Linked DNA regions of Homo sapiens: region 2 is linked to region 1. A link is a loop called in an ENCODE intact Hi-C map of the cell type or tissue named here. Cell type or tissue: endothelial cell of umbilical vein. All regions are shown on one strand. Links, peaks and the distances in the headings refer to the core of each region. The heading gives the core; the rest is flanking DNA. Region 1 has its middle 14 kb from the start of SPACA5. Region 2 overlaps ZNF81 (zinc finger protein 81).

Region 1 (2,921 bases), core at 167-2,666:
AAAATTCTCACAGCCCCTGGCTCCCTTTGGGGTTCCAGCAAAGGGCTAACTGCAAAAGTCCCTGGATTACCTGCTTGGGCTGCCATAATAAAATGCCACAGACTGGACGGGTTAAACCAGAAGTTTATTTGGCATAGTTCTGGAGGCTGGGAGAAGTCCAAGATGAAGGGGCCAGCTGATTTGGTTCCTGGTGAGGGTTCTCTATAAAGAAAGCCATAAGGCTTGCAGACAACTGCCTTCTTACTGTGTTTTCACATCACCTCTTTTTTGTGCAAATGGAGAGAGAGTGAGCAAACTCTTGGACGTCTGTTTTTATAAGGGCACTAATCCCATTAGACCAAGGCCCCACCCTCATGACCTCATATAGCCTTAATTACCTCCCAAAGGCCCCATCCTCAAATACCATCACATTGACAGTTTGGGCTTCAACGTATGAATGGGGGGGGGGGGGGGGAAGGGGCGCAATTCAGTCTATAGTAGTCCCTAATGTATTTACACATTCTGAGATAAGACCTATCTCTATCTGTCCTGATTGATGACTCAAGGATGACTCTTTTGCTTACCTGCCTCTATACAACCCGAGGTCTCTTTCCTTGTCTTTGGGATGTTCCTCATTAAGAAAAGTTTTCCCTATTGCAATAAGCTGAAAGGGCTCACCTGTGCATTTTCTTTCAGGTGATCAATTGGTAGAATATGATTAATAGGGGAGAGTGTTTGAGGTCCGGAACCTGATCACTGTCTGTCTCCTGTTTATTCCCCTAGGCCTCAGGGAGGCCTCATAGGACTGGGACCCTGGAATCTCCGCCCTCTCAAATCTCTCTGCAACAGTTTCCCAGGAGGAGGATGGAATGTAGTCCTGGCGGGGTCGCGATCAGATCTGTCTTCTCACCTAGTCTCCGACTAATATTCCACCTCACCTGGGCCCCTTTATCCCTGGGCTTATGTCTCCAACTCTCCCTGCGCCTATGTTTACCAATGTCACTTTCTTCACGTTTCTTTCTCCGTGGGCAGATTGTACCACACCTCCCTATTTGCACCAGTGGTATCTCCCACAACGGACTGTACCAACCTGAGCCTTCGCCACCGCTAGCTTAATAGTATCTATCTCCCTACTGTTATTTTCTTGAGAGGAGTACCAGCTCCACACGTTCTCCCCATCTCCCCACTGATACTGACCGGTGGAGGAATGTATTATCACCGGCTCTGCATCCTTTTTCCCCGGTAATAGGTACCAGGGATGTCCGTACCATTTCAGGCGTCCCCCGTCTCCGCAGTGGTATCTCCCGGCGGAGGGGTCTGTGGTCCTGAACTCAACATTTTTACATACCCGTTCTCTTGAAACCCCCCCAAACACGCCCATAATTTGCCCGTCACTAGCTTTGCACAAAGGGCCCCACTTTTATCGCCAAGTTTTCAAAGTCCTCTCGGAGTTCTATCTTTTCCAAACTTTAAAAGGCATATTACTCTCCTGTACGGAATGGTAAGGGCTGTAAAGATGCCTGCTCCCTTGACAAGCTGGTTTACTGGCACGGCCATTTTTCTTGCCAGCCAAATACGTACAATCATTGCAGTTAAGGAACAAAAAAGTTTTGGTGTTCTATAGCACTGCTTAATAACTATAGTTAGCAATAATTTATTGTACATTTTCAAATACCTAGAAGAGAGGATTTTGAATATTCCCAACGCAAAGAAATGATAAATATTTGAGGTGATGCACATGCTAATTACCCTGATTTGATCATTACACATTGTATGCATGTATTGAAATACCACTCTGCACCCTACAAATATGTACAATTAAAAAAATTTAATCATTAAATTAAAGAAAACCACAGAACAACTTTGGCTGCTAGCACCGACGGCTTTGGGAACGGTACTGCGCATGAGCAAGTATAGTGACTGGCAGTACCTAATTAATGCAGGATAAAGGTCGGAAAAAGGTGGCTGTCAGAGGAAGTTGTGACTGATTTTGGAAACACAAGGGGACCTTGCCTGAATAAGCATTCGGATCTTAACATCAGAGCAGGGTATGAGGCGGGGCAGAGAGTTTACATCGAACGGAAGTGAGAGGGCTGGTGGTCTGCGGACAGAGTCGTCATTTAACCTCTTTGTGCCTTAGTTTCTCTAACTGTAAAATAGGGATGATGATGTTAATGATAATAATAATAATACCTGCCTTGTATGGTTGTTGTGTAGATCAATTGAGTCAATATAAGTGTTTACAACAATGCCTAGCACATACGTAAGTCTTATATATGAGTTTAATATTATTATTATACTATTATTAATACCATAAAATGGATACATATAAACACATAAAATGGAATAGGGAAGTAGAGCAAAACCAAGGCCAGGTTGAAATGTCTATATGTAGATCATAGGATTCTACATAATTATGTTGAGCTACAGTTATTTTTCTGAGCTTCCTAGAAGCCACAACATAGAGGGGGAAAAAAGCTCATTTGCTTTATTTATCTCACCCATACAGAGAAAGTAAGCCACTTCCTCAGAAGCAAAGATTTCTTTGATAAGACAGTTCTCTGATGCGTCAGCCAAGTCCCTTATCAGCAATCTTGTGATAAATACAGAGATAGGATTGCTCTGCTGTGACTTAAAATATGTCTGCATGTCAACCAAAGGTGTCCTGCTAAAGCAGAACTAAAAATATGTGACTCTTCAGGAAATCAAAGCCATGTCTGCACAAATAGCTCTTATGTTCTGGCTCAATATATGGACCTTGATCATCAGGAAGAATCAGTAAACCTCATGCCCTTCAAATTCTTTTCTGATCTATATGTAGTTTTTCCACATCTGGGGTTTCAGAACAGCCTGAGCAACCCAAAGGTCTGCCCTTTTCCTTTTTAGGCTCAGAATTCATGATGTCCCTAAGCATGTTCAGTACTTTCCCTTCTGCCCTTTTT
Region 2 (2,921 bases), core at 222-2,721, 170 kb after region 1:
CGGGAAATGCAAAGATTACTTGAAAAAAGCAAACATACTCAATTCTTTTTTTTTTTTTTTTTTTTTTTTTTTGAGGCAGAGTCTCACTATGTCACCCAGGCTGGAGTGCAGTGGCGTGATCTCGGCTCACTGCAACCTCCACCTCCTGGATCCAAGTGATTCTTGTGCCTCAGCCTCCTGGGTAGGTGGGATTACAGGCGTGCACCATCACGCCTGGCTAATTTTTGTATTTTTAGTAGACACAGAGTTTCACTGTGTTGGCCAGGCTGGTCTCAAACTCCTGACCTCAAGTGATCCACCTGCCTCGGCTTCTCTAAGTGCTGGTATTACAGGCATAAGCCACCACACCCAGCCCATACTCAATTCTTTAGTAGGAAATCTGAATTATCATAAAGAAGCAAATGGCCCTATCTTAGATATAAGTTTAATGCAAGTTTATTTACAATGGCAATATAATTATTTTTAAATTTGGTAAGTAAATTATAAATTGTGTACAAAAAAGAAAACAATCAAGAAAACAGTAAATTCCTGAAAAAAAGGGTAATCAGAGACAGCCCTACCATCTATTAGAAGAAATAACAAATATAGAGGAATTAGAATAATAAAGATTATGACTATTAGCTCAATGGAACAGGATAAGGTCCAGAAATATACCCAATATACTCAGAGTTATATCTTGGAATGTATGTATAGGCATACATGGTTTCATTGCACTTTACTGCACTTCAGAGATATTGTGTTTCTCGTAAACTGCAGGTTTGTGGCAACCCTGATAGAGCAAGTCTATTGGGACCATCTGTACAACAGCATGTGCTTACTTCATGTCTCTGTGTCAGATTTTGGTAATCCTCACAATATTGTAAACATTTTCATTATTATTATATCTGTTTCTTCTCTTTTTTTTAAGGTGGAAGATTTGGGGGTTTTTTTATTTTTATTTAATTAATTAATTAATTTATTTATTTTTTTGATTGTTAGAATTTTTTTTATTATACTTTAAGTTTTAGGGTACATATTTTTTTAGTTTGAGACAGAGTCTCACTGTGTCGCCCATGCTGGAGTGCAGTGGCATGATCTCGGCTCACTGCAACCTCTGCCTCCCGGGTTCAAGCAATTCTCTGCTTCAGCCTCCCGAGTAGCTAGGATTATAGGCACCTGCCACCACACCCGGCTAATATTTTGTATTTTTAGTAGAGACGGGGTTTCACCATCTTGGCCAGGCTGGTCTCGAACTCCTGACCTCGTGATCTGCCCACCTTGGCCTCCCAAAGTGCTGAGATTACAGGCGTGAGCCGCCGCGCCCGGCCTATTATTATATCTGTTATGGTACTCTGTGATCAGTGATCTTTGATGTTACTATTGTCGTTGTCTCAGGGCACCACGAACCATGCGCATAGAAGATGGTGAACTGAATTGATAAATGCTGTGTGTGATCTGACTGCTCCACCTACTGGCCCGTTCCCTGTCTCTCCCTCTCCTCGGGCCTCCCTATTCCCTGAGACACAACAATATTGAAATTAGGCCAATTAATAACCCTCAGTGGTCTCTAAGTGTTCAAGTGAAAGGAAGAGTCACATGTCTCTCCCTTTAAATCAAAAGCTAGACATGATTGAGCTTATTGAGGAAGGCCTGTTGAAAGCCAAGCTAGGCTAAAAAGCTAGGCTTCTTGCACCAGTCAGACAAGTTGTGAATGCAAAGGAAAAATTCTTAAAGGAAATTAAAAGTCCTACTCCAGTGAACACATGAAAGATAAGAAAGTGAAACAGGTTTATTGCTGATATGGAGAAAGTTTGAGTGGTCTGGAAAGAAGACCAAACCAGCCACAACATTCCCTTAATTAAACCAAAGCCTACTCAAAAGCACAAGACCTGAACTCTCTTCAATTCTGCGAAGCTTGAGAGAGGTGAGGAAGCTGCTGAAGCAAAGTTTGAAGCTAGCAGAGGTTGGTTCGTGAGGCTTAAGGAAAGAAGCCATCTCCATAACATAAAAGTACAAGGTGAAGTAGCAAGTGCTCAAGTGCTAACATAGAAGCTGTATGCAGCAAGTTATCCAGAAGATCTAGCTAAAATCATTGATGAAGATGGCTACACTAAACAACAGATTTTCAATGCAGATTAAACAGCCTTATATTGGAAGAACATGCCAGCTAGGACTTTCATAGCTAGAGAAGAGAAGTAAATGCCTGAAGTAAATGCCTGGCTTCAAACCTTCAAAGGACAGGCTGACTCTCTTGTTAGGGATTAATGCAGCTGGTTACTTTAAGTTGAAGCCAGCCAGCCATGGTGGCTCACACCAGTAATCCCAGCACTTTGGGAGGCTAAGGTGGGAGGACTGCTCGAGGCCAGGAGTTTGAGATCAGTCCTGGCAACAGAGCAAGACCCCATCTCTTAAAAAAAAAAATTTAAAAATTAGCCAGGCATGGTGGCACATGCCTGTAGTCCCAGCTACTCAGGAGGCTGAGGTAGGATTGTTTGAGCCCAGGACCTCAAGGTTACAGTGAGCTATGATAACGTCACTGCACTCCAGCTTGACTGACACAATGAGACCCTGTCTCAAACAAACAAACAACAACAAAAAAGGTGAAGCCAATGCTCATTTACCATTCTGTAAATCCTAAGATCCTTAAGAATTATGCCAAATCGGCCGGGCACGGTGGCTCACGCCTGTAACCCCAGCACTTTGGGGGGCCAAGGCAGGCAGATCACGAGGTTAAGAGATCGAGACCATCCTGGCCAACATGGTGAAACCCTGTCTCTACTAAAAATACAAAAATTAGCTGGGCGTGGTGGCGTGTGTCTGTAGTCCCAGCTACTCGGGAGGCTGAGGCAGGAGAATCGCTTGAACCCAGGAGGCAGAGGCGAGGTTGCAGTGAGCCGAGATCGCACCACTGCACTCCAGCCTGGTAACAGAGCGAGACTCCA

The links. Peaks named below come from ENCODE experiments on the same cell type or tissue, not always from the same donor. Only the 100,000 strongest peaks of a DNase experiment are listed, where the experiment ranks them.
Region 2: it touches region 1 in a loop (11-fold over the local background); 52 of 110 quality-filtered maps call a loop at or near these places.

Annotation. Positions count from the first base shown.
Region 1 is chrX:48,019,689-48,022,609 of GRCh38, reverse strand. No RefSeq gene overlaps it. Among named protein-coding and RNA genes, the nearest start is that of SPACA5, 14 kb to the right of the region's middle. RefSeq lists a silencer at 1,481-1,530. In endothelial cell of umbilical vein, for the core only: no CTCF peak of the experiment used is centred there; DNase peaks (open chromatin) are centred at 1,049 and 1,289; H3K4me3 peaks cover 823 bases; H3K27ac peaks cover 867 bases.
Region 2 is chrX:47,853,200-47,856,120 of GRCh38, reverse strand. All of the region lies in intron 2 of ZNF81 (zinc finger protein 81), which reads right to left. Among named protein-coding and RNA genes, the nearest start is that of ZNF81, 18 kb to the right of the region's middle. In endothelial cell of umbilical vein, for the core only: no CTCF peak of the experiment used is centred there; no DNase peak of the experiment used is centred there.